Linked DNA regions of Mus musculus: region 1 is linked to region 2. Evidence: chromatin loops called from intact Hi-C (ENCODE). Cell type or tissue: gastrocnemius. All regions are shown on one strand. Links, peaks and the distances in the headings refer to the core of each region. The heading gives the core; the rest is flanking DNA. Region 1 holds the start of Ajm1 (apical junction component 1). Region 2 holds the start of Fut7 (fucosyltransferase 7).

Evidence for each region. Peaks named below come from ENCODE experiments on the same cell type or tissue, not always from the same donor. Only the 100,000 strongest peaks of a DNase experiment are listed, where the experiment ranks them.
Region 1: it touches region 2 in a loop (2.8-fold over the local background); 1 of 42 quality-filtered maps calls a loop at or near these places.

Annotation. Positions count from the first base shown.
Region 1 is chr2:25,571,134-25,586,527 of GRCm38, forward strand. It overlaps Ajm1 (apical junction component 1), which reads right to left and starts at 8,966. Exons shown (of 1, transcript NM_001005424.2): 1 at 4,283-8,966. The coding sequence starts at 8,764. The coding sequence ends at 5,840. Mamdc4 (MAM domain containing 4) reads right to left here and starts at 183. Exons shown (of 29, transcript NM_001081199.1): 1 at 39-183. The coding sequence starts at 84. It overlaps Phpt1 (phosphohistidine phosphatase 1), which reads right to left and starts at 3,738. Exons shown (of 3, transcript NM_029293.2): 1 at 3,550-3,738; 2 at 3,055-3,179; 3 at 2,298-2,566. The coding sequence starts at 3,706. The coding sequence ends at 2,474. Rabl6 (RAB, member RAS oncogene family-like 6) reads right to left here. Exons shown (of 15, transcript NM_001024616.2): 11 at 14,491-14,700; 12 at 14,175-14,403; 13 at 13,643-13,811; 14 at 12,970-13,028; 15 at 11,884-12,855. The coding sequence ends at 12,658. In gastrocnemius, for the core only: CTCF peaks have their summits at 6,909 and 9,180 (motif pointing left); DNase peaks (open chromatin) are centred at 7,019, 7,506, 7,820, 8,424 and 7 more places; H3K4me3 peaks cover 3,038 bases.
Region 2 is chr2:25,409,074-25,424,311 of GRCm38, forward strand. Fut7 (fucosyltransferase 7) reads left to right here and starts at 14,169. Exons shown (of 4, transcript NM_001289453.1): 1 at 14,169-14,263; 2 at 14,673-14,895. Npdc1 (neural proliferation, differentiation and control 1) reads left to right here. Exons shown (of 9, transcript NM_008721.4): 9 at 26-421. The coding sequence ends at 118. In gastrocnemius, for the core only: a CTCF peak has its summit at 13,043 (motif pointing right); DNase peaks (open chromatin) are centred at 13,056 and 14,749; H3K27ac peaks cover 244 bases.

The DNA of each region.
Region 1 (15,394 bases), core at 6,790-11,789, 160 kb after region 2:
CCATCACACCAACTAGCATCAGGCAACGGTTTACTCACCCATAAACAGGACCCAGGTTGAAAGAAGGTGGCTAGGCAGGCACATGGCCAGGCTAGAGGAGGTCCCAGTTCAAGTGAGGCTGTGCAGTCTAGAGGAGACTTCTCAGTTATCAGTCCACCGTGGCCTCACAGGCTGACTTAGCTCTCACTGGGAAGGGCTCAGCTCCTTTATACTTGCAGCCCCTTGGCTGGGTCCCCATCCGATGATGACAGGCCAAGCATCTAGCTGTAAAAGTATTCCTAGAGGGGGCCTCTACTTGGCTCTTTCTGACCAAAGGTCGGCTCTTGGACATCCTGTGTGTCTACCCAGCCCTGCCTTACCCTTCCCACTGAAAGTTTCTATTGGAGCTTGGAAAGGCAGGGGACCCCACTCGCAAGGCTCTAAGATTCTCTTGGGGCCTACAGCCTACCCTGGTGCAGGTCAAGGACATCTGGGCAGTCTGCTCAGTGGCTACACATGGCCATCCAGCACATGGTCCAGAGCTTCCTCTGCTCTGTGCTTAGGGGGACCAGATCAGGACAAACCCAGTACCAGCAGCCTGCCGCTGTGGACCAGTACAAGTCCCATGTTGGGGTGTGGTGTCTTCTCTTTCACAGCACCTATAACTCAAGCTGTGCCACTCTGCCAACTGTTCTGATTGTGTGTGTGTGTGTGTGTGTGTGTGTGTGTGTGTGTGTGTGTGTACTGACACAGGGTCTCACTTAGACCAGGCTGGCCTGAACTTGCTACGTAGCTGGGAATAATTTCCTTCTGCTTCCACCTCCCAAGTGCTGGGATCATAGGTGCACTAGTTTATATGGTACTCTAGGTTGAACATGGGGATTTCCTGTTCCTGGTCAAGCTCTAACAGCCGAGCTCCATCTTTAGTCTCCTATTCATCTTTAAAAACTGCCCTGAGTGGCCAAGTGTGTGGTGCATACCTTTTATCCCAGCACTCAGGAGGCAGAGGCAGGGCAATTTCTGTGAGTCTGAGGCCAGCCTGGTTTATAAAGAGAGTTCAGGGACACAGAGAAACCCTGTCTCAAAGCAAAACAAAACAAAACAAAAAAAACGAACAAGGGGCTGGAGAGATGCCTCAGCAGTTAACAGCACTGACTGCTCTTCCAGAGGTCCTGAGTTCAAATCTCAGCAACCACATGGTGACTCACAGCTGTCTGTAATGGGATCTGATGTCTGTAGACAGCTACAGTGTACTCATATGCATTAAATAAACAAATCTTCAGAGAAACCCTGTCTCCAAAAAAAAAAAAAAAAAAAAAAGGAGGAATCTTTTAAAAAAATGAAGCAAAACAAAAACTGTTCTGAGATATCATGTGCTGTGTGGTTGGTGATTGGAAAAAGTCTTGATGAGCCCACAAACTCATTCTCCCATGAAAAGGCCCACAGCTGAGGCAAGAGGAATGTCAGAGTTATGAAGATCTTGTCACATGGAACTAGAATCTGCCTATGACTGACTGACTGAGACCTTGGGGCTTGTCTCGCCTTAGGTCAGCCCCCTAGCCTATACAGGGTATCTCAGCTGCCCCCTAGCCTATACAGGGTATCTCAGCTGCCCCCTAGCCTATACAGGGTATCTCAGCTGCCTCCTAGCCTATACAGGGTATCTCTCTCAGTAGTGTCTGTGTGCCGTCTACAGAGCTGACGAAGGCTGGCTCAAGTCTGGTGAGGGAGGCCCCAGCCCTGGCTCTCCCTAGGACTCACTATAATGGCACAAGGTGTGTGAGACTTTTTAGAGCAGGGGTTAAGCTGGTGCCTACCCACTGTCCTGTATGGTGAAGTGGGGTTAGTGCAGAGAATTAGAGTGTAAATGGTCCTGGGACTAAGATCCATCTAAGTTAAAGTCCCAAGTGAAGGAGACACAAGCATGACTGTTCCTGCGATCACTCAGGGATATCAGGCTTGGCCTGAGAACAGATGAAAAATGTAGCCTGCCAGCTGGCGGGACAATGGCTGCCAGGACCCTTTCCTGGTGGGACTCCTGGATGAACTACAGGAAGGGGGCACTTGTGGGCACCCCAGGCCTTAGGTGGCCAGGAACTGACTTCTTGTGCAAGGCCTGTGGGGCCCCCTCCCAGATGTCCTTGGGGATAGCAGCTTCATGGAGGAACAATCAAGCCATAAATGGCTGCAATGCAGGGGCCCCCTTATCTGCACCTAGGGGGCTGAGTGTGCACCAGTAGTTCCCAGGGCCCCTGAAGCTGAGCAGGTCTGTCCGGTGCAATCCAAAGGTAAAGAAGGCAAGACACAAGTCAGGGACTAGTAGGCATATCAATGCTTTTAATTCCTATGGACCAGATTGGTCTGGCCTCTAAGGCCTGGCAGGTGCTATGCTGCCTAAGGTACAAAAGGAAAGCACAGGGCCAGCCCCTCAAAACAGAACACAGCAAGAGCAGAGACCTGACTTAGTCCGGGGGGTGGGGGGTGGGGCAGAGCTTCAGTAGCCATCGTCAGCCCAGGTGACCTCATAGTCAGGATACTTGGCTTTGATCTTCTCAGTTGAAACAGAGTGCTGGGCACGACCGTAACCCTAGAGAAAGGATGACCGCCAGTTTGCTAGTTTTTTGCTTTGGGAGCCCACCCAGAAGCCGCAGCAATAGCAGCCCTGGGGAAAGTTAGCAGATCCTACCATCCTAATCATACTGGGATCATGATGAGGACTGAAGAGCTCTTCAGGTGATGCCTGAGGGTCTAAGGTGGACTTTATGAAAAAGGATCAACATAGAACTGTGAATTTGACCCCAGTACTGGTGGCTCCAAGGGCCCCTAGAGAGTCAGGACACAGACCCATCAGGATCTGGAGCAAGTCGGGGATGTAGCCCAAGGTGTCATTTGGAAAACGTGGGGAAAGGAAAACCCATTCAGCCCTTAAGTAAGGGTTCTGTAGCTCCAACTTTCAGAGTCCCAAAGGTGGCCTGAATGGTGGTGTGAGGGGTGGGGTGGGGTGGGGTGGGGGTGGGGTCAGGCTCACAAAGGTGAGCTTTGCAGTCTGGCTGAGACCTGGGGACTGGAGCTCACCATAGAGTAGCCATACACGTGTATCTTCCTGTCCTGGCTCTGATGGGAGATGCGCCCGCCGCCTAGGCACTCACAGTCATAGCCATTCCTTTGCAGCTCGCCTGACACTTTGTCATAGATGTCCGCTGGGGTGGGGAGAGTGGCCTCAGGATATGCCCTAGCCGCCCTTGTTGGCCCCACACTGAACTCTAGGGCTGGATATGGGGTCAGAAGCTCCAGCTCTTGGTGGTCTTTTTCCCAGAGAAGATGAGCCCTTCCCCCGCTGGCAAAAAGATGAACGGGAGGAAGAAGACACTTTCGAAGTGAGAGACGGGATTAAGAAGATCCCAGTCATGGCACTCCTTTCTGCCCAAATCCCGACGTTTCTAGGTCAGCCTAGCTATGTGTTAGTACAAGTCATGATATATTAGCAGTCACTACTCCGCTACCAGCAACTGTAAGGCCCCGCCCCTAACCTTCGTCCCGCCTCCAAGGGCACAGAGGCCCCGCCCTCACCGTGGTACTCAGCCCATTTGTAGCCACGCACGATTTCCTTGCACTCCTTCGCCGGATCCCCAGAAGGCTCTGCTAAGTGGACTCGAATCAGCACATACTTGAAGACGCCATCCGAATCAATGTCTACATCAGGAATCTGACCGAGGTCCGCCGCCATGTTCCCCGAAGCGCTCGATCTCTGGGCCCCACAGCCCCTTACCAAACCCGACCCAGGCCTATGCGTAGGGAGGCGGGCCCTTTGGCAGCCACGGCCAATCCCGTGAGGGAATGCTTACCTAGCCCAGAGCCTCAGCCAGTTGTACCTCCAATCTGAGGCACGGACTGGCCAATTGCAACCCAGTTCTTTGCAGCTTTGGGATCGGGCTCATGAGTCCCAGTTAAAGGAGCCGAGGCATAGGTTAACCCGTGGTGCTGTAAATCAACCCGCTGCAGGGCAGCAAAAGGATGCAAGGACGCACTCCGGTTCCACTCCTGGGTCCTAAGGCTTCAATCCGTAAACCATAAATCCGAAGTCCTCTCTTCCCCAACACCTGTAAACCGGAGGATCTCTCTCCGGTCTCTCCAAATTCAAGTACTCCCCTGCATACTCCACTTCACACCCTCGGGCCTCCCCTTCCACAATACTCCGGTTGCGGGTTGTTAAGCTCCTACTCCCGGAAGCTTTGACGCAATGCTCCCCCCCCCCCCCCCCCCCCCGGCCACGACGACGACCACCACCACCACCACTACCGAGTTATTAGCAGCAGCTACATTCAAGTTCTATTTTACTTGGTTCGAAAGCACTTGCCCTTCTCGTCAGAGGCGTTCTTGCCAGTCTGCCGCAGGAGGGACTGTGGAGCCCCTGGGGAGGGCGGCAGGCGGCGGGGCAGCAAGTGTTGCAAGAGCGGCATCCGGGCATGTGCTAAGACAGGGGCCAAGGAGAGAGAGCTGGAGTGTCCCGGGGACATCCAGTCGAGGGTAGCTGGCGCGTGTGCACACCCTCGTGCATAGGTGTGTGTCCCAGGTTCTTGCAATTGAACTTTCAGAGCTCCTAAGGGCTTGGGGCTTCTTCTTCTCCCAAGATTCTTGGAGAATCTGGTCGCAAGCCCTCTCTGGGTCACACCCTCCACAAAGTCCTGGGCTCAGATCCAGGTACGGGGTCAGGCAAGGGGCTTAGGGAAGCCTAGACCTCTCCACAACACGTCAGGCTTTGGCTTCTCTCTCAGCTTGGAGTGCAGCCAGGGCACTTTTGCACACAGGATTGGATTCGGGGCAGGCCTCGGCACCGACTCCTTAACCGTACCCACACTTGGTGGCTCACTACTAAGCACCTTTCCTAGTCCAGTTCCTAATTAGGGACAGCCCTGTTCCTTACTCATTCCCAAGTCATTCCGTGGTAGGAGCTGCTCTCAGTAGGGTTGTCTGCTAATTCGTCAGCACACGCTTCCCACCTCTCCATCTTCTCTGGAAGGCAGATTTTTAAGGCCATCTTGTTGGGTAGGTGTTGGGAGCTCAAATCCTTACCCAGATCTTAACTCTGGTTGGGTCGCCGCCCACACTGCTTCCCCTGCTCAGGCTTCCATCTGGCAGGGTGGATTGTACCTTGGCCTTAACCTGAAAATTCCCCAGTATTCCAACTTGTCTACAAGTGCCCAGACTAAGGTGAGAGTATTGAAGGACAGGCGGCACTGGTACGTGTACAGTGCTGGCTACGCCCATTGCCTCAACCTCATAGGGGTGCACAGGGAGTAGCCCTCTGAGCCTGATACACCCCAGACAGGAGGGTTAGGGGAAGTGCTCGAAGTAAGGACATCGGGCTTTGGTTAACATGGATTTCTGGACTAGAAGGGTTGGAGAGCTATAGCAAGCACCCACAACATACACCAACTGAGTTTGTCCCCATGGGATGAGTGTAGCAGGCAGAGCCCAGAGGTCCTCAGTCCCACCCCACCTCCCAGTGGGGAGCACCGAGGGCGAGGACCGGGCCCTTGGGGAGCCCCCTCTCCTTGACTGGCTTGGGGAGAGCCCAGGATGTGGAATTTGGATGGCCCGGTTACGAACAGAGAAGAAAAGAAGCAGCTGGTTGGAAACGGGACAGGGGTGGGGGTGGGGGCTCCCAGGCAAAATTAGAGGTGTGGAGTGGGTGGAGCTCAGGGCAGAGAATTTGTATAAGACTAAAGGAGGCCCAGGGGATTTGGAAGGCGCTGAACCAACTGGTCCAGACTCTGGGGGCCTTCGTGATGGATCAGGCAGGGCCTGAGTAGAGTAGGCAGGGCTCGGGGTCGGGGCCTGGGCCTAATAGTTCCATGGTTCACATGATGTCGTCCAGCAGGTTGGCGCTGGCTACCCAATCTAGTGCACGCGGCTCCGATGCAGCCATGATCATGCACATGAAGGGGCGGCCAGTGCGCCGATCCGTGGGATAGATGGTTGTGGGCGTGAAGCGCCGGTTAGCTTCCACAAACTCACAGAGCTGCTCATAGACCCGTGGGAATTCGTGGCGGAGGAAGACGCCGCGCATTCGAAGCTCACGTTGGATATGGATGAAGGCTACTTCACGTGCGCGCCGGCCGGCCTCACCTTCTTCGTCCAGGCCCGCAGTACCTGGGGGTGGCGTCAGGATCAAGGTTTCCATATCTGGCTCTCCGCCACGCGCAGGAGGAGGACGCGTCGGGCTGCCAGCGGCCAGAGCCACCTTGGCGAACTTGCGCACCGTGGGCCCAGGAGTGCGCGGCGCGGGCCGGGCAGCGGCTCCGGGGGGTGCAGCGCTGGGGCCCACAGCCACGGACACGCTAAGCAGGAAGCACTCTGCCGGCTCATAGAGCCTTCCTGCTGCCGCCAGCTCTCGTGCATAGCTACCCAGGGGCGCCGCATGTGTAGCCAGCTCACGCAGCGACAGGTAGGTGGGCGATAACAGCAACCCTTCGAGGCCAAAGCGTAGGAAGTTGTCGGCAGAGCCTGGGCTCGGGAAGCCCAAGAACAGCACGCCACGGCCTCGCGACAGGAATCCGACGCGCGCTATGCGAGAGAAGGCGCGATGCACTGGGCTGCTGTCGCGGCAGAACTGCAGCACGTGGCGGCACACGCTGCCCACGCGGCCGTACACGCAACGCGCCTTGTGCGCGTCCCAGTCCTCTCGGCGGCACAGACGCGAGCAGTAGTAGGTATAGCAGCTGTGGCACGACTTGAAGTAGAGGCAGGCGTTGAACATGGTCTCTGTCCGCCGGCAGCGCGCGTTGGAGCAGGTCATCAAGTCATCCTCGTCTGCGCTGGGCTCGGGGGAGGCGTCCGCTGCCTCCCCCGAGCCGGTGGGCTCTTCAGTGCTGCCAGCCGAGGCCGGGGGCGAGCGCGATGGCGCCAGCAGGGTGGCCCCTCCAGGGCCTGCAGCCCGTGAGTCCAGCAGGCGGCGTAGTTGGCGGCCTAAACCTTCGGCGGCAGGCTCCGGGGCCTGGGCTGGCGACCGTGAGTCGATGACCAGGTCAGTGATGAGCTCGTCCAGCTGCTCGAGGCTGCGCTGGCGGCTTGAAGCAGGACCCTCAGGGACCGTGGATACGGGCTGCCGTGGTCGGCCTCCAGGCAATTCCCAGCCCTTGGCAGTCGGGCGATCCACTGAGCGCAGGTCGTTGTCTGTGATGGTAATCTCTGGCGTGACGTACCAGTTGCGGCCCAGGCTCTCTCCCGCGCGGCCCTTCTCTGTCAGCGACGTCTCGGACAGCGACAGTGCTGCATAGCGTCTGGGTGAGGTGGACAAATTCACTACGACTGGTGGACGCCGACCTTCAGGGGATGAACCCCTCGTATCCCGAACCTCGCGTCCCAGGAGGTTCTCATAGCTGCGGCCGCGTCCTAGAGGATCTTCACGACGAGGACCAGGAGCTAGGATGTTGTCCCAGGATCGAGAGTAGTGGCGGCTATCGGTGGCCAGCCGGGGTGGGCTTGTGCCGGTGCCGCCGTGCCACGAGGCCAACAGTGGTCCAGGGGCGGGAGGCGGCATTACCTGAAGGGTGCGGTAAGGCCTCGGACCCCAGTCAGCCCAGGGTGGGCTGCTGCGCGGGTGCGGGTAAGTCCGAGCCAGTACATCGCGTTCTCGGTACCTCCCAAAGTCCTCGGTGTAGAAAGTGCGGGCTCCAGGGTGCGCCCGGGGCTCTTCTGGGACATACCGGGGAACGAAAGGCATACCGTAGGCTCGAGTTGTCTCCCCGTAGTAGGAGCGGGAGGGGGGCTCCTGGATCGGGAAGGTGCGTACTTCGCCAGCATAGTAGCTGCCCCCACGCCTTGGACTGGGTCTAGGGGGTTCTTCGGACAAGTAGGGCCTGGAACAGTAGCCATCAAAGGGAAGGCCGGGGCTTGTGGTAAAGCTGCCTGCGTAGCCCTCTGGCTCCTCGGTGTAGAAGAATTGGGTGGGACCTGGAGGCGTTGTGAAGGGTTGACTGCGGTGCTCCAAGTAGTCCCGGGGCCCAGGCAGTGGCCCGTCACAGTACAGAGTTCTGGGGTCAGTACAGTACAAGTCACTGGGGGTAGGAGTGCGTGACAGGGCCACGTGGCGAGGGCCGGGAACTGTGAGGCCATGGAACTGTGGAGCTGTGCGAGCCCAGGACGTCGTCTCTCTAGGTGCGCAAGATCGCGAGCTTCGGGCGGCGTGCTGCAGCACTGCCTCGTCCGGCTTGATGTCCAAACGGCAGCGGACATGGGGGACAGGTCCAGAGGGTGGTTCCGGTGGTGCGCAGCGGCCTGGGGTGGCGCATAGAGGCGCGATGCGTCCGGGGCCTCCCCGCTGTGGCTGGAGCTTGATGGGGTGCAGCTCATTAGCGAGAGCTCTCAGCGCAGGATACGAGGGCTCCCGGCGCGGCGACCCCTCCACCCGCACTGCACGCTGGGCTTCCCGACCTCTGCGTTGCAGTACGGGCGGCGAAGCTGGAGCAGTCGCCAGGCCTTGGGACGCACGGGGCGCGCTCTTGGAACGGGTGCGGCGCCGAGGCTCGCTGTCTCTGGGTCGGGCGCGCGGTGGCGCAGGTTCAGGAGGTGGCGGCTCTGGGTGTGTCTCCATGGTGGGCTCGTCCAGTGCCTCTAAGAAGTCAAAACTACGGCAGTGGCGCTTGTTGAAAGGCGTGGGCGCAGCAGGCCGGGCCACGGATCGCTCACATGGCTGGCGTTTGGACGTGAGCCCTGGGTCCACCACCTTGATGTCCTGGTACACGGTCGACACCAGCAAGTCCGGCGGGTCCGTGCGGGTCATCTTAAAAGACGTCCCCAGGCTGGCAGCTCCAGTCACACGGCCTTTCGGGGATTTTGCCCTGGGAGGAGATACCGGTCAGGGCAGCCTCCTCTGCACCCCAAGCCCTTTACCCCACCCCACCCCACGTGCTGGTCCGGCTTACCTGGGGCATAGGGGATGGTGCAGCCTTGGCTGCAGGTCATGGTCAAGGCTTCTGGTGCTGCCTCCATGCCTATGTTAGATGTACCTGCAGGAGAAAGCTCACAGTCCATGCGACCTGTGGGGTAGATGGGCCAGGAGAATTTAGGCTACTGTGGACCTTCTTTGTAGAGGGAACTCCTGAGTTAAACCTGCCAGGCATTCTCTCCCCCTACTAGGGTCGGTTGGGCAGGCTTAGGTAGATCAAAGCGGGACGTGATCTCAGCACTACTGCCCTCTGGTGCCTACAGTTGGAACGATGCACTTTTAGATTTCCTTACAGGTAGACCCTCTGATAATGCAGAGTCCCAGGTGAGTCAATGAATGGTTCCTGCCTGCCGACTAGGCTGGGCAGAGAACTCTTCTCCTAGCACTCAAGTCCTTTTTAACTAAGCGTAAGTCCCCTCAACTCGATGAGGTCCTAGGCAGAGGAATGATCCCAGAGTTTTCTTGGGTCTCAAATCCCTCTTCCTTTTGCATAAATCTTGGACCCCAGTTGCTTGAATGAAACCCACCAAGCTTGCTGGAACAGAGAAGGCTACAGCAAGACTCTCCTGCTTTGCAGAATTGCACATGGACCCTTCCCCCACCCCCAGTGTGTGCTAAAGCCAGGTTTAGGCTACAGAACCACGTGGGGCCATGTGAGCCACGAGTTCATGGTGTCCTTCCTCTAAGCTGAAAACTACCACTAGTGTACCAAGCCAGGAGGCTGCTAGCTAGGAGGAGGCAGAGGAGAGGGCGGGAAAGCCCCTCCCCAGGACAGAGTCCTTCCCACTCTGGCTTTGGAAAGCTCCATGGAAACGTGTGGTTGTTCATCCCTGGAGCTATGGGCTGAAAACGATCTAGGCTAATGTTCAGATGTGGGCCACCAGTGTCTGTGGTCTCCAGGGCCTGGAGCTGGCTAGAGAAAGAGGGTTTAAGAAGGCGATCACACACACACACACACACACACACACACACACCCTCCCCCCATAATGCACCTACTCCCAGGACATCTGCTCCAGAGGAAGTTGAGAGTGTGTTGGGGCCTGGCAGGACTTGTAAGTGGATGGGCCTTTCGGGTCTCTAGTCCAGGTGTACAAGGGGCTGTTAGAGGGGTGCTCTTTGGAGTCAGAGCTACTAAGTACCAAGGCTTGTTCCAAACCCAGGTTCATGCCGACCCTATTAAGACCCCTTTCATTCTAAACTCAGTGCCAGGTCAGAGTTTGGGTGAGATGACAGGGTCTGAGGCTCCGCCCCAGGAAGGTGACAGTCGGCTTTGCTGGCTGCAGCTGTCAGGAGCAGTGCACTGTGACACACGCTCCCTTTGGGATGGGGTTGGGGCTTGCTCTTGTATCCTAGGTATTTTGAAGGCCCTTCCCAAATAGCAGTCCTGCTTTGGCCCGTCCTGGAGCAGCCATCAGCAAGAACCTAGTCTGCGTTGCTTGGGGGCGGGGACTCCTCATCCTTCCGTGCAGCCCCCTCCCGTGCCAACAGCTCCACATGCTGGGCAGTTTGGCTTGGCCTCTTACCTGGTGATTACTCCACGAGCCGAGCCCGAGTAGTCTGCATAGCCCAGGTCGGTCCCAGTGTGTACCTGGCCCCGCTATAAATATATATATATATATACATACACCCGGTACCAGCAGAAGCTTGGAGGCAGCAGCTGTGATCCTGGCCTGGCGGCTCAGTACTGCCCCTAGTGGCTACCAATAGAATAGCACTTAAAGGGGCCGCGTTATAAGGTAGGTGTATACTGGGACCACAGACGACCTAGCTCTCATTTTAGGCGGTGTAGAGTGAAGGGTAATGTATAGCATCCCCAAAGCACAAATCTTTCGGTCTGAACAGGGAGTCCCTTGCACCAAGAGAAGCCTGCCAGAAGGATTCCAGGCAGGGTCCTGTAAGGAGCCAGAAACCTTGGCTTGTCTTTAGAGAAACTGGGTTTGGGGAAGTTTCCAGAATACACGTCTGTGGTTGGACCTGGGTGGGAGCAGATGCCCATTGGCCTCTCCTCAGGAACTGTCCTCTTTGGCTCTGAAGACGCCAAAATCTCGGCAGGTGCCCGGGAGCCAGATGGCTTGCTCAGCCTGGAGTGTAGCTGCAACTTCCAGTGTCCAATATAGCCTGGGTGGCCACCGCCTGCTTCCTTTGGGGGAAGTCTTCAGGAGGTTCACTTCTTAAGCCACAACCTCATTCTGGCCCTGCGTGCCTCTTGCCAGAGGCACTGGGCCTTCCAGCATCCTAGCTTGGTAGATGATGGGCTATAGATGCCAGACCTGCCTATTTAGGCACCAGACCTGGCAAGATCCCGGTGCTACGGCTTATTGGGCAGTAGTGGGGGTAATTTACGTGTAGACCCTTTCTCTACATCAGGAGTACAAAGTCTGGGAGCTAAAGGGCCAGGTAATGTTTGTCCCATAGTGCCTGCTCAGTTATCAATTGTCCTGTGTACACAGCTCCCTAGCAGAAAAGGGAAGCCCCCCTCATAGCACCCCCACAAGTTCTAGGGAAGTACTCTCAGCCTTGGCCCACAGTAGGCGCAGCACTATGCTCCACCCCCAACGTCACTAGCAGTGATAAATGCCTGCCTCTGGAGGGTTCTCATGGCAACGTGTCCACAGTGGGCGAGGGTGGAGAGCTGCCAGCGGGGGCGAAATTCTCAATTGCAGGCGCCCCCAGACTCCCAGCAGGCAGGGAGGCAGTGCAGAGCAGGACACAACTACCTTACCAGGGCCCCAGGGCCTGAGACTCTCAGGTATTCTCCCTGCAGTAACCTTGTATCAGCCTGTGGTGGTAAGCCCTGAACCATGGCCACCTTGGTCCTCTGGATTACATGGTATGGCTAGGTACTAAGTCCTCAGACCACCCTTTGGGCCGAATTTTGGCTTAACAGCACCTAGTCCATTGTTTGGCCTCATCTCAAGCTGTTTAGGGGACCAGAAAAAGAGTCACACACCACAGTAAAATCAGAGAGCTTTATGGTATGGGTCTGGAGTGTCTAAGAAGGTGCCCTCTGGGCTCACCTGCGCAGGCGCTCAGCGGGCAGAGGCGCAGCTGGCACACAGTGGCAGCCCGTTAGTGCCTCTCCCACAGGAGAAGTGGTACATTGTGTTCTCTTGCCAGGCTTACCCAGTGCGGGGCCTGGGCCACTTTGCAGTAGCAGATGCTGCCATGCCCTCCTGAGTGACACATGACACATCTGTGCTCAGGGCAGGACCCTGTGCCACTCTGGATCCATGGGGAAGAAGGTCCACAACCCAAGCCATGCTGTGGCTCTGGGAGAGCCCCGGAAGGCAAGCAGGAGTGGGGCTGGGTGGTGGGCATTAGAGAAGCCAAGCAGCCCCACGCCCTGCCTCTGTAAACAGACCCTGGTGGGTCCCTTCTCGGCCCCAGGCACATCCCTGAGAAACACCGGGGACTGGTTGCAGCTCTTTCTGGGAGGCCAGGTGATCCACCAAGCCAGCTGCAACTTTATTCTGTCCCCTCCCTCCCTGCAGAGCAGGCTTCTGCTGGGTTGAGGCCCAGCACCTGCAGCGCCTGACCCAAGGGCCTGAACACCACCAAGGTCTTCTGCACAAAAAACAATGTAGAGTGGGCCAGACCACATGGGGGCAGACATAATGGCTGGGGGACATAGGTGGCAGGGTGGTCCTGGGAATGTGGGTGCATAGACAGCAGCCTCCCAGCCACTGGCAGCCCACCTCTTCCCAGACAATCAATTGCCCTAGGCATGTTTAGAGCTCCTCATAGTCCCCACCTCCAGGGTGGCGGCTGCCAGGGGCCCCACCCCCCAGGAAGGCTTCCAGCTCATCTGCAGCCTTCTGCTCTTTGCTCCGAGGGGGCTTCCTCTTCTTCTTCCGATCCTCCTTGCCCTCCTCCTTGTCCTTGCTCTTCTTGTGTTTGCTTTTCTTTTTTGTAGTCTTTTCTTCCTCCTGAAGGTCATGAAGAGCAGAACTAGAGTCAATGGGCAACCCACAAGGCTAAATCCCACATTCTAGGAGCCTGGATGGCTTGGCTAGTTGGGAGGTTAGTGACAGAGTAGGTACCTCTTTGCTTTTCTTCTTCTTTTTCTTCTTCTCCTTAGAGGGAAGTTTGCTGTCTCTATCTGCACAGAAAAGGACAGCTGAGCTCCTACCTGCTACCACTTTGTAGAGTTAGGCAGAGGCACTGCTGCAGAGACCCCATTCCCAACAGGGCGTGGTCCCACAGGCAATTTATGTATTTTTGTGGTGGTGAGTCTTGAACAAGCCTTCAAGTAATTTCTTCCCCTCCCTATGGGGCTGAGAACCTGACAGTACAGTCCTAAGCTGTTTGCTGGGCTGACATGGCCCAAGTCCAAGGACTTCTCCAGGCAGCCTGGGCCGGCCCGAGATTCCCAGGTATTCTCCCTGCAGTAACCTTTTATTAGCCTGTGTGGTTTTTTTTCCCCCTCCCAAAAGAATTCTGTCCCAAAGGCTTGGGACACCTGAAAGCATGGAATGTAGAACATTTGGTAGAGGTGAGGACCCATAGGGAACCATGGATAGAGTGACAGTGACAGTGTTTAGATGACTATTCTGGACCACACTTGGGTGCACATTTGCCAGCTGGTGTGACAGTTTCACCAATCTCACAGCTAATTACTGTGGTGAAAAGAGAAACCATAGGCAATGTAAATGTAAACACAGGAGTATCACAGACAAGGACCTCTAGGATCCAGCAGGTTCCAGGCCCTCCTACCTTCGTCACTGCTTTCCTTAGGTCCCATCTCCTCTAGGCCCAGCCCAAAGAGATCGGAGTCATTCTTCAGTCTGAAAGCACCTGGGAGCTTGGAAGGTGGAGGTGGCTGAGCAGGGCCAGTGTCCTCATCAGTTACATCAGAGAGGTCTTCTCTTACTGGAAACCTGCCCTGGAAAGAGAGCAGCTGGTAGGCCGATTGTGCCCTGACCACTCCGAGGGATCTGGGAAACAAGGTTGGCAAGTTCACTTACGACTCCAGGGGCTAGGGCTGGATGGGAGGGGTAACCTGACCCAGATTCAGAAAGATCAGCAGGGCCTTCATGTGGACAATGGGCCCTCTCCCATGGACTCTCATTCACTTTCTCCAGCAGGCTTCAGCCACACAGTAAATAAGAAAGGATTGTGCCTCTGGGGCACTGGAGCCAGGAACATTCTCCTGCCTCTCGTCAGGCTCTGGGAAACAGACCTTCTTGATTGTCCTCTAGCTCTGGAAGGATGGTGCCTGAGCTGCCCAGTCAGCACCTGTCCTTACCATTCTCCTCTGTGTATCTGATTCATCACTTTCAAAGTCTGGGTCATCCATGACGAAGGACAGCATCTGGGCAGCAATGGGCCCCTCAGGATCACTCTCTGATGACACCTGTTTGTCCTTCCCTTCCTGGGGTCTTTCAGAGTCATCAGTGGTGAGACCATCTGACCACGGTGGCGTGCCTCTCGTGGGAGCTCTCTTCTTTTGTGGATGTGAGACCTTGGTGGAGGACCTTCACATAAGAAGAAATGTCAGGAACTCAGAGGCCACCCTGGGTTGCCACCTCAGCTGGACATACTCTGGGAATCCCAGCCCATACCATTTAGTCTCAGGCTCTGAGCATTGCTGAGGGGCCACTCTAGGGTGGCCTGCCAGTCCTTCGGCTTCCTCCTCACTTGAGAGACTGATGTTCTTACTGGGCATGGGATCCGAGGGCAGCAGGGATTTGCCATGTGTCTGGTCTTCTATGTCCACATCATCCTGGAAACCTGCCACCATTGGGTTCCCTCCTAGGGCCTCCCCATCGTCACTGCAAAGAGGGGGGGGTAGGCAGTCAGAGGTTCTGAGGGGGCTGTGTGTTGCTGATTACCCACCCCACTGCCTGTAGAGCTGCCCTGTCTGTAGTACCATATCCCAGTGGCAAGACCTTCTGGGCTGTTACAGGGGTATTCTGCTGTCAAGAGGGGGACTAAATAGTGAGGGAAGCACTGCCTAGTTGCTGCTGGTCAGTGACAGAATCAGTGGGAGGAGTCCAGAGAGAAGCCCCTAATTTATTTGTTTCTGGAAGGGAAGCCCTTGGTCCCATACAACATGGTGATGCTGGAGATGATAACAGTCACTCAACATTTGATCTGTGAGAGGGAATAATCTCAGGCTTAACTGTAGACAGATGTTCAAGTGTCGTTAGAATTCAGAGAAGGGACTGAGAAGGGCTAGCTGCAGGAAATTAGACCTGGCTAGGGCTTGCTTCTCTGGGTCTATATGGAGACCCAGGTGGCCTTCACTATACCTTACACATAGATTGGGCCTTCAAGAGTGCCCATATCCCTAGCAGGGCGTGGTGGCACACGCCTTTGATCCCAGCACTCGGGAGGCAGAGGCAGGTGGATCTCTGAGTTCGAGGCCAGCCTGGTCTACAGAGTGAGGTCCAGGACAGCCAGGGCTGCACAGAGAAACCCTGTCTCGAAAAACCAAAAAAAAAAAAAAAAAAGAGTGCCCGTATC
Region 2 (15,238 bases), core at 10,239-15,238:
GGAGCTTGACCCAGTATCTTCACAGACAGGGGAGATGGAGGTGCGCAACCCACTGTTTGACCATTCCACGCTGTCAGCACCAGTGCCTGGTCCCCATTCCTTGCCGCCGCTGCAGTGACTCCTAGGCCCACATGCCTGCAGCCCACAGCCCACCAGTGGGGACGAGCGAGTCCTGGTGTTCCCCATGGAAAAGAGCAGCATTGTGACCCCCGCATGCTTTTGGCAGGAGGGAGGCGCCACCCCTGGACTCCCTTGCCAGGGAGATTCTCCGCCTTATGTGGGAGATCTAGCATCTGCTTGCACATTCTCTGTCTGGTATGAACCCTCAAACTGGAGATCCAAGTCCAGGAACCCTAGAGCCCAGGCATGGATAGAGAGTTTTGGAGACAAAAGCCAATTAAAGTTTTTTTCAAACCTGTGAGTGGCTTCTGGGTTCACTGATGGTGTGATCAGCCCACAGTCACCCACCTCCCTGGGAAGCCTTGGCGGATAGACATTCAATGAGGGACTGGGACCTTCTCTTGCAATTCCAGAGAGAGGTGGTACCTCCGAAAGGGGCTTGAAGGCTGGAGGAAAATCAAACACAGGACAACCTCATCATCTACAGTGGGCACTCACTCTTACTACCTACCCACTCTTCTGCCCTACAGGTTAGGAATATTAAGGGTATAAGCATAAGGCTAGAGTAGCCCAAAGATGGCCAGATTCTGAAGACCCCTTTCTGTGGGATAAAAAGAGTTAGGAAAAGGAGCGGTTTGCATATGCCTCTCTGTGGGTACCCAGTATCTCCATTCCTGCGTGTTACCAACCTAGGACAAACCCCCAAGAGAATAGCATATAGGCCTGTAGGATTCTTTCAGGGACAGACTCCTGGACCTCTGTATGTAATGTGTTGGTGGGGGAGGGAGACAGGCCAAGCAGATGGACCTGGGGAATGCAGTGTACATATAGCAAGGTGCATGAGGCAGGGATCTAGGTAAGGTGTACACAGAGCCTTGCCTCCCAAACCATGTGCAGAGCTGGGAAATGGAACCATGATAGCAGCCATACTTTCCGTTCTGAATGATTGAAAGTGCTGTGTGTGCGAGCATGTGCACCTGCCCCCTTGGCTGTCCTAGCAATCTGCCTGCCTCTGCCTCTGTCTTCTGAGTGCCCAGCTAACTGAATGAATGAAGAGAAGCATCCTGGCTCCTTTTTTTTTCTCTACAAGTTGTGCTGTCCGTAGGGCTGGGTCAGAGTCCTGCTGACCATATGACTTCCTTTGAAAGCATAGGGAGCATGTCCCTTCATTACTTCCCTTCCAGTAGGACATATGCTGGTTAAAGTCTGATCTCTGGAGACTTTGTGGCCTCTGGTCAAGAAGATAGGTGAGCTGGATGCTTGGGAGGCGGAGGCAGACAGATCTCTATGAGTTCATGGTCAGCCTGCTCTAAGTAACAAAGAGGGAGGGAGGGGTCCCAGTGTTCCCTGGGTCCTAGCTGGCCATTCAGGGCAAGGGTCAAATGTTGGAAGACCTTTTTGACCTTCTAATTCTCATGGGTGCAGAGCTCAAGGCTTTGGCTATCCCCCAAAAGATGGCTTTACTCTACTAACTTTGTAACTTTTTTCTTTTATTTTGTGTTTTCAAGACAGGGTTTTTCTGTGTAGCCCTGACTGTCCTAGAGCTCACTTTATACACCTGGCTGGCCTAGAACTCAGAAATCTGCCACCACTCCCGGGTTTTTGTTTTTTTGTTTTTTCTTTTTAGCTTTGTAATTTTAAGTTCTGTGTAACATTTAGAGAAAGCTTAGACAAAAACAAAACAATTTTAAGTAAGTGTTGATTTTGCTATGACTCAGTTTCGACAAGCAGTTACCCCCCCAACCCTAGTCTTTGTCTTGATTAGACTAGACATACACCATCTTTAAATCCTGTCCACAGCTCTCATAGAACTCACTTAGGCCTTCTGCAACTTAGTGCTACAGCTTGCATTTTTAAATTTTGTCCTCATCTTTCAGTTTCAGGACAAACATCTTATTCTATTCGGTAAAACCTACCCTTGTCTGCAATATTATTTTCTTTTTGACCAAAAATACAATCTAATTTATATACTTCTCATCTACTTACAGTCTCTTATTTCTATAAACAAGAGTTCAATCAAAATTACACACACACACACACACACACACACACACACACACATATATGCACAGTGTTGTAAATGAAGATTTTATCTGTCCATAGTGTTAAGCCTTTAAGTTTCTTCCTGTTTTACATACAAGCCAGAGCCTGTGGAATTATCAGTGACCTTTGTTGTGGGGTATTCACTAGAGAAGACTGCTGGGACATGGGTTTAAGCCAATAGAAAGTCTTTATTATTCATCCAGTGATTACACTGGGTCCTCAGGATCCCAGTGTAGCTTTGAGCCTTTCTCAGGATGAGCTGTTAAGCATGAAAACCACGCCCTGGGTTGACATACTTCAGTTAACAAGAACACATAGCCAGGAGCAGAAATACAGAGGCCAAAAAAGCAAGGTTAGGGCATTCTGAGACTTTCCTACAACTGTGGACTTTGATGGATTAGGTCTTTTTTTGTTCTGCTATATGATGCTGTCTGTATGCTGAGTTCTACAGCCTGAATGGCCCTCCCATCATGGAGTCAGTTGTGCTAAGGTCTGGGGTCCTGTTACATTCCCTACTGAACTTAGTGAATGAGTCAAATCATGGGCTCATCCTGCCCTAAAGAGGTCTAGTTGGTCCTAAGGACCATTAATTTTACTGAACCATACAGTTGGCCATATAGTTTAAAATGAAGGGGCCTGCCCAGCCTCAGTCAATGCTGATAGTGGAGTAGTTAGCCAGGGGACCAAGAAGACAGAGACTGGTATCAATTACCCGATTCATATCTTTGTTTCTTTTTCTTTTTGAGTCCCAACTCACATCATGGCACAATTTTTTAAAAATTTCTCTTTATCAATTAGCATAGAAGCAACATGTTTTTTTTTCAAGCCATGCATAGCATTTTCCCCCCAAAGATTTATTATTATGTCTAAGTATACTGTAGCTATCTTGAGATGCAGAAGAGGGTGTCAGATCCCATTACAGATGTTTGTGAGCCACCATGTGGTTGCTGGGATTTGAACTCAGGACCTTCGGAAGAGCAGTCAGTGCTCTTAACCGCTGAGCCATCTCTCCAGCCCATAGCTTTTTTTTTTTTTTTTTTTTTTAAATCTCAAGAGAAGTTTAAATCTCTTCTAGCGGTGCGTGGTGGCGCACGCCTTTAATCCCAGCACTCAGGTAGGTGGCAGAGGAAGGCGGATTTCTGAGTTCGAGGCCAGTCTGGTCTACAGAGTGAGTTCCAGGACAGCCAGGGCTATACAGAGAAACCCTGTCTTGACCCCCCCCCCAAATAATAATAAAATAAATCTTTTTAATTTTGTATGACCATTTCTGTAAGGGAATCTAACTGTTTTTCTAATACCTCTAGGTCCTGACCAACCTGTCTATTTAGTTTGGAAAGTATCAGAAGAGGCACATTTAGGCAAACCATTAGCACCAGACAGCAGCAGATAGTCTCAGGGGCTTGGTAATGCTGCTGTTATCCAGATGAGTTAACTCACAGGACTGAATCGCAGGTATCAGAGTAAGGAGAAATACCTAGGTTAGAGGTTTGGATATTTGCAAGTTCTTTGTAAGTCCTTTAGCATTAATCTGGGCTGCCCCGAGTCACAGTGAAGCTCATCATCAGTCAATGGGTTGACAGTTTCTATTCCTAGGTAGTGTGGGTCTGCGTGTCTAAGCATAAACAGCAATCTTGGCTGATTTTTAGCTAGTATTGATTAAATCTATCCCCAAAGACCCTTTTTTGTGGCATAGAGTTTGATTCCCCAAGTTTTCTCAATTTCTCAAAGGCCAGAACTTTTATTTAAAGGATTTTTTTTCCCCAGGAAGTGTTAGTTTTAAAACCCCAACTTTTGCAATGGAAACTCCCCTGTTTCTGGGCAACCAAGGGGCTCAGCCACAGGGCATGCATAGAATTGTAAACTCTGTATTCCTTTATCAGAGATAAACTCCCATATCTTTCCTTTCTCTCATACAACCAGATATTTAAAGTGGCCATTAGTGAGCAAAGGTCAAAATGAATATGCGTTTCTGGTCTGTAGTGACACTAGCTAATACCTTCCCTGTATCTGTCTTTCTTAGTACCCAGGTCCAGGCCTGACAGCAATGGTGGTTGGACCCTAACCCTCATTTTGTAGATCAGGTTTGGCCTCGGACTCATAGAGATCTTTCTGCTTATGTCTCCCAGGTGCTGGAATTAAAGGTATGCATCACCACTGCCCGGCTATGTTTTTTCGGGATGGGTGGAATTTCCTGGAGGAGCTTTTAAAGCACTATTTGAGCAATTTTATCTGGGTGGGAACACTTTTATCCAGCCCCAAAAGGTATTTATAAAAACACAGGGCTGGAGAGATGGCTCAGCAGTTAAGAGCACTGTCTGCTCTTCCAGAGGTCCTGAGTTCAATCCCCAGCAACCACATGGTGGCTCACAACCATCTATAATGGATCTGATGCCCTCTTCTGGCATGCAAGTGTACATGCAGATAGAGTGAGCCTTCATAAATAAATAAGTATAAATAAATAAATACATACATGCATCTTTAAAAACAAAACTAGCAAGTACTTAAAAATTACTTATTTATTTAATGCATAAGAGTACACTGTAGCTGTTTTCAGACACACCTAAGAGGGCATCAGATCCTATTACAGATGGTTATGAGCCACTATATGGTTGCTGGGAATTGAACTCAGGACCTCTGGAAGAGCAACCAGTGCTTTTAAACACTGACCCATCTCTCCAGGCCAGCAAGTACTTTTATCCTTCTCTAGTGAGCCAGATCTTGGTCAAGTCAGTTTTTTCAGAGTTTTCCAGGGTATTAGTCTCTCATCTGCACACTTTCTGGATAAGTTTTGGATTCATTTGAGCACAAATCCAGCATTTAGTCTAGTCTAGGTATAACATACCTTGGTCTGAGCAACTCCGATAATCTTGTGGACCACAGATGAATAGCCTGGTGAAGGTCAGCTACCAGAGTCTTTCCAGTTGTCTCCTCCATCAACCTTTGGATTTGAGCTGTCCATTTCTTCTTCAGACAGCACCAACTGTTGCCGTTATCAGAATATCAACAGGCCCCATTGGTCTTATGGCTGTTTGCTGAGCAGCCAGGTTAGTAGCCCAACAATTTGGAAGCTAAATAGCCTCTGGGATAGCCAGGATTTTTTTAATGTCTTTTTTCCAGGGGTGAGAAGCCTACTTTCTCTATAGATCATTCCATGTATGTGCCTTGTAGTAAAAGTATACCGACTGGTGATGGCCCATGGTAATAGTCTCCATCTATCCCTCTGGGTCAGATTTATCAGGTCTGCGCTCTGTGCTGTGGTACCCAGTTTGGGCCCAAATCATTTCAGATAAAGTAACTACTGCAGCTCCTGTGTATCTGGTTTTATCTTTATGACAGACATAGATGAGCATCTGCATGATAGACAAGAAGGTGCTGAATTGATGGCAGTAGGTTTCTCAGACTGGACTCAAGGGTGGTCTAGGAGCAGGGCCTGGTACTGGGTCACACAGTCAGTAGAGAGCCAGCTTCCTGGTGTTCCTCAGAGGATGGCCTCAGCCGTGCATTGGGGTGCTATGAATATAAGATATTGACCCAGAGTTAACTTGCTTGCCCTCTTTTATTAAACTAGCAGTAACCATCTCAGCTCTTCAACAAGTGGGTCATCCTTTGCCTCCAGGCACCAGTCATTTGGACATGTATGTCACAGGGTGTTTCCATGGTCCCAAAGTTTGGGTGAAAACTTTCTGTCTTTTGTCTTGTGGACAAAGGCTTTGAGCCAATTGGAAGTACTAGGGCTGGAACTGAGGTTCACGCTATTTTTAAAGCCTCCAAAGCCTTTTGTTTAGTCTCAGCCCAGACTAGGGCTCAGTGCCCCTTGTTGTGTTGGTGTGTAGAGGCCTTGCTATTTTCCCAAACTCTAGTGTCCAGCGGCAGGGATACCTAACTGCACCTAGGAACTCTCAAACGCGAATCTAGTCTTAGAGTTTAGGATGGCAGCTACTCTGAGACAGTTTGCCTCCCCTCAGCTGGTAGGCAAGCTAAGTAGCCTCTGGTGTGCAAAGTTGGACTTCCTTAGCTGATGTTTTGTCTGTAGCCCTAGCAGGAGCCCTTCAGTGGTCTTCTTAGAGTGGTTTTTTTTTTCCCCCAGGAAAGCCTCTCATGAAGAGCAGGTCAGCATTTATTGTCTTTACATCCTAGTGCTACCTAATTTAGGTGTATAGCCTGCCTCTGGGTCTGTCCATTCAAAAGCAAAGACAGGTTGGCTCGCCTCTGCCAAGGGGAGGCTGAAGTCCAGCTTTCCAGTCCTAGCAGTGCACACCTGTTTCTCTGGAAGAATCAGACTCAGGAGAATCAGAGGTGCCAGAGTTCTTCACGGGCAGGAGAGGTGTGACCCAGCGTGACTGACAGGGCACCAGAATGCCTGTTTTTATTATTATTATTTATTATTATTATGCATAAGTACACTGTAGCTGTCTTCTGACACACCACCAGAAGGCATCAGATCTCATTACAGGTGGTTGTGAGCCACCATGTGGTTGCTGGGATTTGAACTCAGGACCTTCGGAAGAGCAGTCACTGCTCTTACCCGCTGAGCCATCTCACCAGCCCAGTGCCTGTTTTTTTTTAAAGTCAGGAAATATGGACTACAATATTCCCCTTTGTTTCCCAGGTTATTGGGGATTGTTTGATCTGGAGGGAGGAAGGTGTACTAGTTAGTTGAACAATTTCAGGCACCTGGTCTGAGGCCAGTCCTGGGGAGCCGGTTTCTTCTGGCAGAGGATGAGACACCAAAATTTTGCTGAGCCTCTCTCTGTAAGTCTAACTGCCTCTCATCACCAGAGAAGGTGACCATGGCTTTCAATTTATACAGTCAGCTCTCTGACTTTCTTTCAAGACACATCCAGCAACTGGGACCTAGTTCTATCTATAATTTCTTTTTAAATTTTATAATTTTTTATTTACTATCTGAGGCTGACTGGTGACAAAGGAAATCTTTTTGGCAGTTGTCTTGATTCTTTCTAAAAGGTACCTGTGGAAATTGTTTAGAGTCTCTTGGTTAGGCTCCATTGCTTGGCATCGTTCTCAGTTTTCTTTGAGACAAGTTGCATGTGTGTGTGTGTGGGGGGGAGGGGGCGCCCGCATGTAGCCTTGGCTGTCTCAAACTCACAGGGATCCACCTGCCTCTGCTTTGTGAGTGCTGGGATTAAAGGCGTGCACCACCACTGCACAGCTGGGTTGTTGTTGTTTTGTTTTGTTTTTTTATAATTGTTTTTAAGAGAATGGTGGGCTTTGAGTTTTCCAGTTATATGGATCATTGGTTAAAAATGATGTAAATAATGAAAGGGAAAGAAAAACTTTCTCTTTTCCTTGGGCTCAGCTCAGAGGAACTTCTCTGGGACTTGGTAGAGCAGGCACTGAATAGAGAAAATGCTCACCTTGGAGAGAACGATTGGCACTTAGATGGCAAGGGTCCCTGGAGGAGAGGCTTAGCCCCTCCTCACTCCACACAGGGGCCAACCCTGACTGAGCAACAGTCAAGCAACAAGCAAGGCCTGCTGCTCCCAGAGTGGGGCAGGTGTGGGGCTTTTAGGGGTGGGGGGATTCTCTGGGTGACTTGGCAAAGCCAAGAGGACTCACATCCCCAAAAGAAGGGGGCACAGGTCTTAAGCCAGAGGAACAAAACTGACAGAAACGTGTGACTATGGACTTTGACAGTGAGTTGTACAATTTGAGAGGGACTTCCACCATGGAGTCGGTTGTGCTAAGGTGTGGGCCTGCTGCAGCCTTCATTAGCAAGGAAAGGCAGAGAGAGAGGAGCTGCAGAGAGCTCTTTCTGTACTTTAACCCTGTGAGTGCAGGGTGACCAGGATGACATTTGTTCCTCTGGTTCTAGCAGTGGCTGCATGTAAGGTTGAGTGCTCTGGGAGCACTCCCTTCATCTCCAGTTTCATTATCTCTTAGGTCCCTTTCTACTTTTTATAGCAGTCACTCCTTAAAAACAGAAATAGCATCCTGCTATCTTTGCTAATTATGTTCTGAACAGTTGGAATAATGACCTATCCTAACCATACTTTCTGTTTCAAATGGGTGAGTGTATTAAGTGTACAGCAAGCCAGATCACAGGAATAGGTAGGAGGTAGACACACAGATAGATTACAAAACGCAATCAAATTAAGTGCTCATAGCCTCCAGCAGAAACTGTAGGTATGGTAGCCTTTAATCCCAGCACTCAATATGCAGAGGCAGTAGAATCTCTGTAAATTTGAGGCCAGCCTGGTTTACAGAGCAAGTTCCAGAACAGCCTGTCTGAAAAACAATAAATACCAACAAACAGTGCAGCACATTTTTACTGGGGAAGCCCTGTGGGGCAGTCAGCTGGGTTCACGACCAAGTCCTGGGCAGAGCAGAAGGAGGCATCCAAGTGAAAGAAAAGGTCCCAGCTGGGGAGGGTGTGGCGGTCAGTTGGGGCTCCTCCCAGTTGGACTTCCTTGGTGGCCTAGCTCCTGGCCACACTTCAGCTTTGTCTTCCTCAGGATAAACAATAGTAACCTCAGTTGGAAATGGCTTAGCTCGCTAGCTGTTCTCAAGAATACAATATTCTCTCTCTCTCTCCCTCTCTCTCTCTCTCTCTCTCTCTCTCTCTCTCTCTCTCTCTCTCTCTCTCTCCTGTTCTCTTCCTGTCATGGAGTTAGGGGGCTGCATACCATCCTTAGACAAGTGATCTCAAAGGAGACTTTAAGATAAATATTAAATATGCCTGAGTCTGAAATGAGGGGATGAGGAGATGGCAACTCCACTTCCAGAAACAGCTTCTTAGACGAACTCAAATAACACGCGGCAATTTACCAATATAATGCATAGTTACACACTTGGGATAAAGTAAGTGTGTGTGTGTGTGTGTGCTTATGTGCATGTGTGTGTGTTAGTGTGTGTGTGTGTTTATGTGCATGTATGTGTGTGTGTGTTTATGTGCATGTGTGTTTTTGTGTGGTGTGGTGTGGTGTGTGTGTTTGTGTGTGTGTGTGTAATAATGTGGCTAAAGGTGCTGAAATCAGGCCATCAATAGATATGGAGAGACAAAGGTTTGTATTCAGAACTCATAAGTATTTGTTGGGGTAGAGAGTATACAGGCCCTAGACAGCCCTGCAATAGGGAAGACAAAGAGAGCTGTGTAGACACCAGCATGTCCCTGAAGAGTGGTGAAGAAGATGAGTGGGAAATGGGGCCAACACTGCTTGAAGCTATTGGTTTATCCAAAGCAGCACATTTCTGGAGCCAGAGTCCCCCACAGCAAAAATTCCTGTCTCACTTGCCTGTGGCCCTGAGCTGGCCGTTACTGTGAGCCTGCTTCCCTCTGGGCTAACGTGTGGGATAAAAGCAGGGAGGATGCTGAGCACCAGGCATATCAGTGGGTGCTCATTGGCACCTCTCTGTCTGCAGAGGTCCCACAGAGGACTGGGATAGAGAGAGATGCAGACCACATCCAGAACAAAGGGAGACCTGGTACTCAGCACACCTGTCTCGCTGGTGGGACTGGAGCCAGAGCTGGGGACTTCCCAGGGTTCAGCCTGTCTAGAGGGGAAGGTCCACAATGCTTGCAATGCTCTTTCTGCTGGTCTGTTCTCGATGCTCACCTCCATAGCATTTTGGATATCCTCAGTGTGTTCCTAGGGTCTGTGGCTGCCTACTCTGGGGTCCGTGGGGGTTTGGTGATCCAACTGTTAGGCTAGTTGCATAGCTTCACCCTTTTCAGAGCCATTTTGCTCCATTTCTTTGTGCCAATATTTCTGCTGTCCTTTCTCTGTCCCAGGGCCCCTGCTAAGGGGTGCCTTGATGGCTCTAACAAGAAGCCAGTCTTCTGGGCTGACTTGCCAGAGGCCTGAGCCCACCTCAGCTTTCTGCAGGCCTGGCCCCTAGGATCCTAGCTATCCTATCTGCTTCTTGTGAGAGGAAGGCCAGCAGGATGCATCTGTGTTTCAGCTGCTTTGTCTTTTTAAGCTCTGGCTGTCCTGGAACTCACTCTGTAGACCAGGCTAGCTTCAAACTTATAGATCAGCCTGGCTCTGCCTCCCATGGTACATGCTCCTCCCACCAACACCTGGCTTTTAACAGAACCTCTTGATGTCACTCAGCACAGATGCCAAAGAGTGACCATCTCTACCCCAGCACAAACCTGGGATAACACCCATCCATGTGAAAGATGCCCTTAGGGCTGGAGAGATGGCTCAGCAGTTAAGAGCACCGACTGTTCCAGAGGTCCTGAGTTCAATTCCCAGCAACCACATGGTGGCTTACAGCCATCTGTATTGGGATCTGATGCCCTCTTCTGGTGTGTCTGAAGAGAGCAATGGTGTACTCACATACATAAAATAAATAAATAAATAAATCTTTAAAAAGAAAGATGTCCTTAAATCAACAAGTTTCTTGCAGGGTGAGACCAAGCATGGTACAGAATGTATTGTCAGTATTCTAGGAAACAGGCTCTCCTAGTTCAGGGGCTGAAGAGATGGCTCATTTTGCAAAGTGTTTCCTTGCAAGCACGAGGACCTGGGGTTCACAGCAGCCACATAACAGGCAGGGAGTGGACTTAAGCAAGATGGCTTAAATGGGTAAAATGCTGCTGCTGGCAAGCCTGACTATTTGAGTCAACCCCTGGCCACATGATAGAAAAAGGAGAGAACAAATTCTTGCAAGTTGTCCTCTGATTTCCATACACACACCACTCCAACACACACATGCACACAAATAAATAATATGTAATTTAAAAGATTTTGGCTAGCCAGGCAGTGGTGGTGCATGCCTTTAATCCCAGCACTTGGGAGGCAGAGGCAGGCAGATTTCTGAGTTTGAGGCCAGCCTGGTCTACAGAGGGAGTTCCAGGACAGCCAGGGCTACACAGAGAAACCCTGTCCCGAAAAAACAAAACAAACAAACAAAAACAAAAAAAAGATTTTGGCTAAAAAGATTGGTTAGCAAATAAATGTGCTTTCTACCAACTCTAACCCTGATGGACTAAATTCAGTCCACAAAACCCACATGATGGAAGGAGAGAGGTGACTATGGCATTGTCTTCTGACCTCCACATGCTCCATGGTACAGTACATGTGTACACACACACACACACCATGCTCCATGGTACAGTTCATGTGTATACACACACACACACACACACACACACACACACACACCCCATGCTCCATAGTATAGTACATGTGTACACACATACACACACCATGCTCCATGATACAGTACATGTGTACACACATACACACATCATGTTCCATGATACAGTACATGTGTACACACATACACACACCATGCTCCATGGTACAGTACATGTGTATACACACACACACACAAACACACACACCATGCTCCATGGTACAGTTCATGTGTACACACATACACACACCATGCTCCATGGTACAGTACATGTGTATTCACATACACCATGCTCCATGGTATAGTACATGTGTACACACATACACACACCATGCTCAATGGTACAGTACATGTGTACACACATACACCCACTATGCTCCATGGTACAGTTAATGTGTACACACATACACACACCATGCTCAATGGTACAGTACATGTGTACACACATACACCATGCTCCATGGTATAGTACATGTGTACACACATACACACACTATGCTCCATGGTACAGTACATGTGTACACACATACACACACCATGCTCAATGGTACAGTACATGTGTACACACATACACACACCATGCTCCATGGTACAGTACATGTGTATACACATACACACACCATACTCCATAGTACAGTACATGTGTACACACAGACACCATGCTCCATGGTACAGTACATGTGTACACACATACACACACCATGCTCCATGGTACAGTACATGTGTACACACACTCCTAAATAAATAAATAAATAAATAAATAAATGCAATTTTAAAATACTTTATTTTAAATTAGCATGTACATGCATCTCTGTGTGGGTATGTGCGTGCATTTGTCCACAGAGGTGAGAAGGAGGTGTCAGAGCTCCTGGAGATGGAGCTACAGGAGGCTGTGAGTCATCCAAAATAGATGCTAGCAACTGAACTTGAGTTCTCTGCAAGAGCAGCATGAGCTTGTAACCTCATCCTTTTCACCATCCCCAAATGTCAGTAATTTAAAAAATGTGTTTATTTCCACATATGTGCAGTGCCTTTAGAGGTTAGAATCGTGTGTTGGATCCTCCTGGGACTGTGTCACAGATGATTGTCAGCTACCACATAGGTGCTGGAAATCAAGCCATATCCTCTAGGAGAGCAGCTAAACACCTCTCTATAGGAGTGTTGGTGTGTGTCTGTGACCCCCAAGACCAGAGAGGAGAGAGGGGAGAGGACACCCACTAAAAAAAAAAAAAAAAAAAAAAAAAGGAAAGAAAGAAAGAAAGAAAGAAAGAAAGAAACAAAGTCCTCCCAGCTTCATCCCCGAATCCCCTAGGAGGTGATGTCCTTCAGCCCCTCCCAGCCTGGGGCACCAGGGTGTGGCCCCTGATTCTAGGTACTCCAGCCTCAACTTCCCAACAGCTGTGCATTCCAGAGGAGCTTGTCCTGGTGCAAACCAGAAAAGGACAAGCAAAACTTGGGCTGTGGTACATGAGTCCCTAGAGAACCAGCTCTTGGTAGATATGTAGCTCATCAAACAACAGCACCCAGACAAGTATAAGGACAGGCTTGATGAGAGAGTATGGGAAAGGAGAGACTAGACTACGGAGACCACACCTTTCCCCTGCCAACCTGCTGCCATGTTACCCCTCAGCAGCGTGCTCCTTCACCTAGGTGTCCCCTTTACTGCCGGCAAGCCTACAAAGCTCTGTCTCTATGCTTCTCCAAAGACAAGCCTTGCCTGAGGGTTCCTAGAGCCCTAAGTCCCCACTGTTAGTGGGTTAGTGCCTTTCTTAGCAGGATCAAGTGATTCTGGAGAATGGCCACCAGGGGGACCTCTAGACACACATCTGACCAGTCTTGGGGGATGGGGGGTGGGGTGGGGAGTGGGTCCAGATCAGGCAGGCTAAGCAGGCACTTTCCTTAAAATCCTGCTGCCCCAGGTGTTCTCTCTCTCTCTCTCTCTCTCTCTCTCTCTCTCTCTCTCTCTCTCTCTCTCTCTCTCTCTCTCTCTCTCTCTCTCTCTCTCTCTCTCTGTGTGTGTGTCTTGTGGTACCTACCCTGCTCTGGTTGGACGAGGGTCCACAAGGTCTCTTAGGCTGGGTAGAATAGAATGTGTGATCCTGATCCTGGAACCCCAGATGTAAAGCTGGGTTTGGGTGCCCTTGTGAGTGAGGAGGCCTGGTGAGGTGAGGTGGTATGTTGAGGTCCCCTGGCTTTCCCTTTGACTCATGATGTCTCACATTCCCCCCACCCCCTTTTCCATCCTGACCCCATTTCTGAGCTAAATTTCCGAACTGACTCCTCAGTTGGCAAGTTCTCATGGTCAGGTGCCCTACAGTTAACAGACCCTGTGGGACCCTCCTCCAAACTGAGCTGGCATGGGGAGGGGGTCAGTATAACAGCAAGGCAGATGTGGGGGAGGTTCCTTCAAATCCACCCAGGAAGGGAAGAGCATGTGGGCGTGGGTGAGGCTGGGGCAAAGGCCCCAGCCAGCCTGGCGGCACAAACAGGAAGGACAGCAGGCTCTGGCAGCCAGAAGCCTGTGGCCCCAAGCTGGCAGGATGGCCCCCTTCCTGCAGGTCCCCCACAGCCTTCTGGGTTCCTGACACGAGAGAAGAGGTGGGGCGGGGTGAAGTGAACTCTGAAGCCAAAATGTGACTCTCCTGGGGTCACCAGCTTGGGGAGAGGTGAAGAAAGATGCCGGGGCGGAAACAAAGGGGCAGATATCACTATGGTTATCTTACTAAGCACAGAGTAACTGAAAAAGCAAGGGTACCGCTGCCCACCTCGTGCCCACCTTACGTTATACCTCAAACCAGCTAGATAGTTTCTGATGGCACCCATACCCTCCCTTCCCCTTTAGGCATTGCGCAAGCTCTCCACCACAATCTGGAAGTTATACCCTGCGAGGGGATGGGCAGGGCACTTCTGAGGTGCCAATCAGCCTGCACTCGCCTCTGCCCTGGCCATGGCACTGCTGTCAGTTTCTTGGTACCTGTCTCAACAGCAGCCTTGTCACGTGAGACTATGGCTGGCGGTGGGGGTGGGGGCAGGAATCCTAGAAGCACAGGAGTGACATAGGGTCGGGTCGGGCAGAGCGAAGTGTAGGAAGTGATCCCCAAAGGGATGCTGGGGACGATCTGGCCAACACTGTCCTCCCATTCAAAACTCCCAGTCTGGAGCTCTGGGACATGGACAAGCCAGGCCTGCTATTCTCCATACAGGGCTCCATAGTGTCTGGCTCAGCAGAGTGGGGGATCTGGTGGGGATGGAGGAAGCTTAGCTAAAAGCTTTGTATAGGCTGAAGCTCTGAGTGACCCTGCTGGGCCACCCTACCCTGGTCTGGGCTGGGTCATTGCATCCCCAGATTGGAAGGCTTGGTGAGATGGAGAGGAACCTTGGCTACAAGCTATAGCTTTGCCCACCAGAGCCTGCTGGAGGGGAATCAAACAAGCCTGGACCTGAGGCTGGGACTAGCTTTCCTGTTTCTGGAGTGGATGCCAACCCCCTGCCCACCAGCCTGCCTGTCCACGCCAGGGACACACAGACTCCTTCCCTTTCCAGACTGGAAAGCCCCCTCCTGGGAGAGCAGGAAGGAAGCAACCTGCAACTCTTCCAGCCCTGGACCTTGGGCTGAACCTACAGTTCAAGGTTTGTATGCTCACAGGTCTTGGCAGGGAAAGATAAGAATCCCCAGGGCACCCTCCCCCCCGCCCCCCAGTCCACTGCAGGTAGCTCCTGGGTCTGCCCTTCAGGGCAAGTGCTGACGCTCCATCAGACTGTGATGGGGCCCTTTTCTGAGGATGACAATTCTGAGAACAAGGCATTTTTCTAGAGGTGGCAGAACAGCATTTTGTGATGCCCGAGGATCTGGGAGCACAGGTCCAGCTTAATGAGGGATTGGAGGAAGTGGGTATCATCATTACAGGGAGGGGCCTCTGTGGCCTCCTGGGAAAATGCAGTTGCTCTCTTTGGGTGGCCTGGGGTTGTGTGG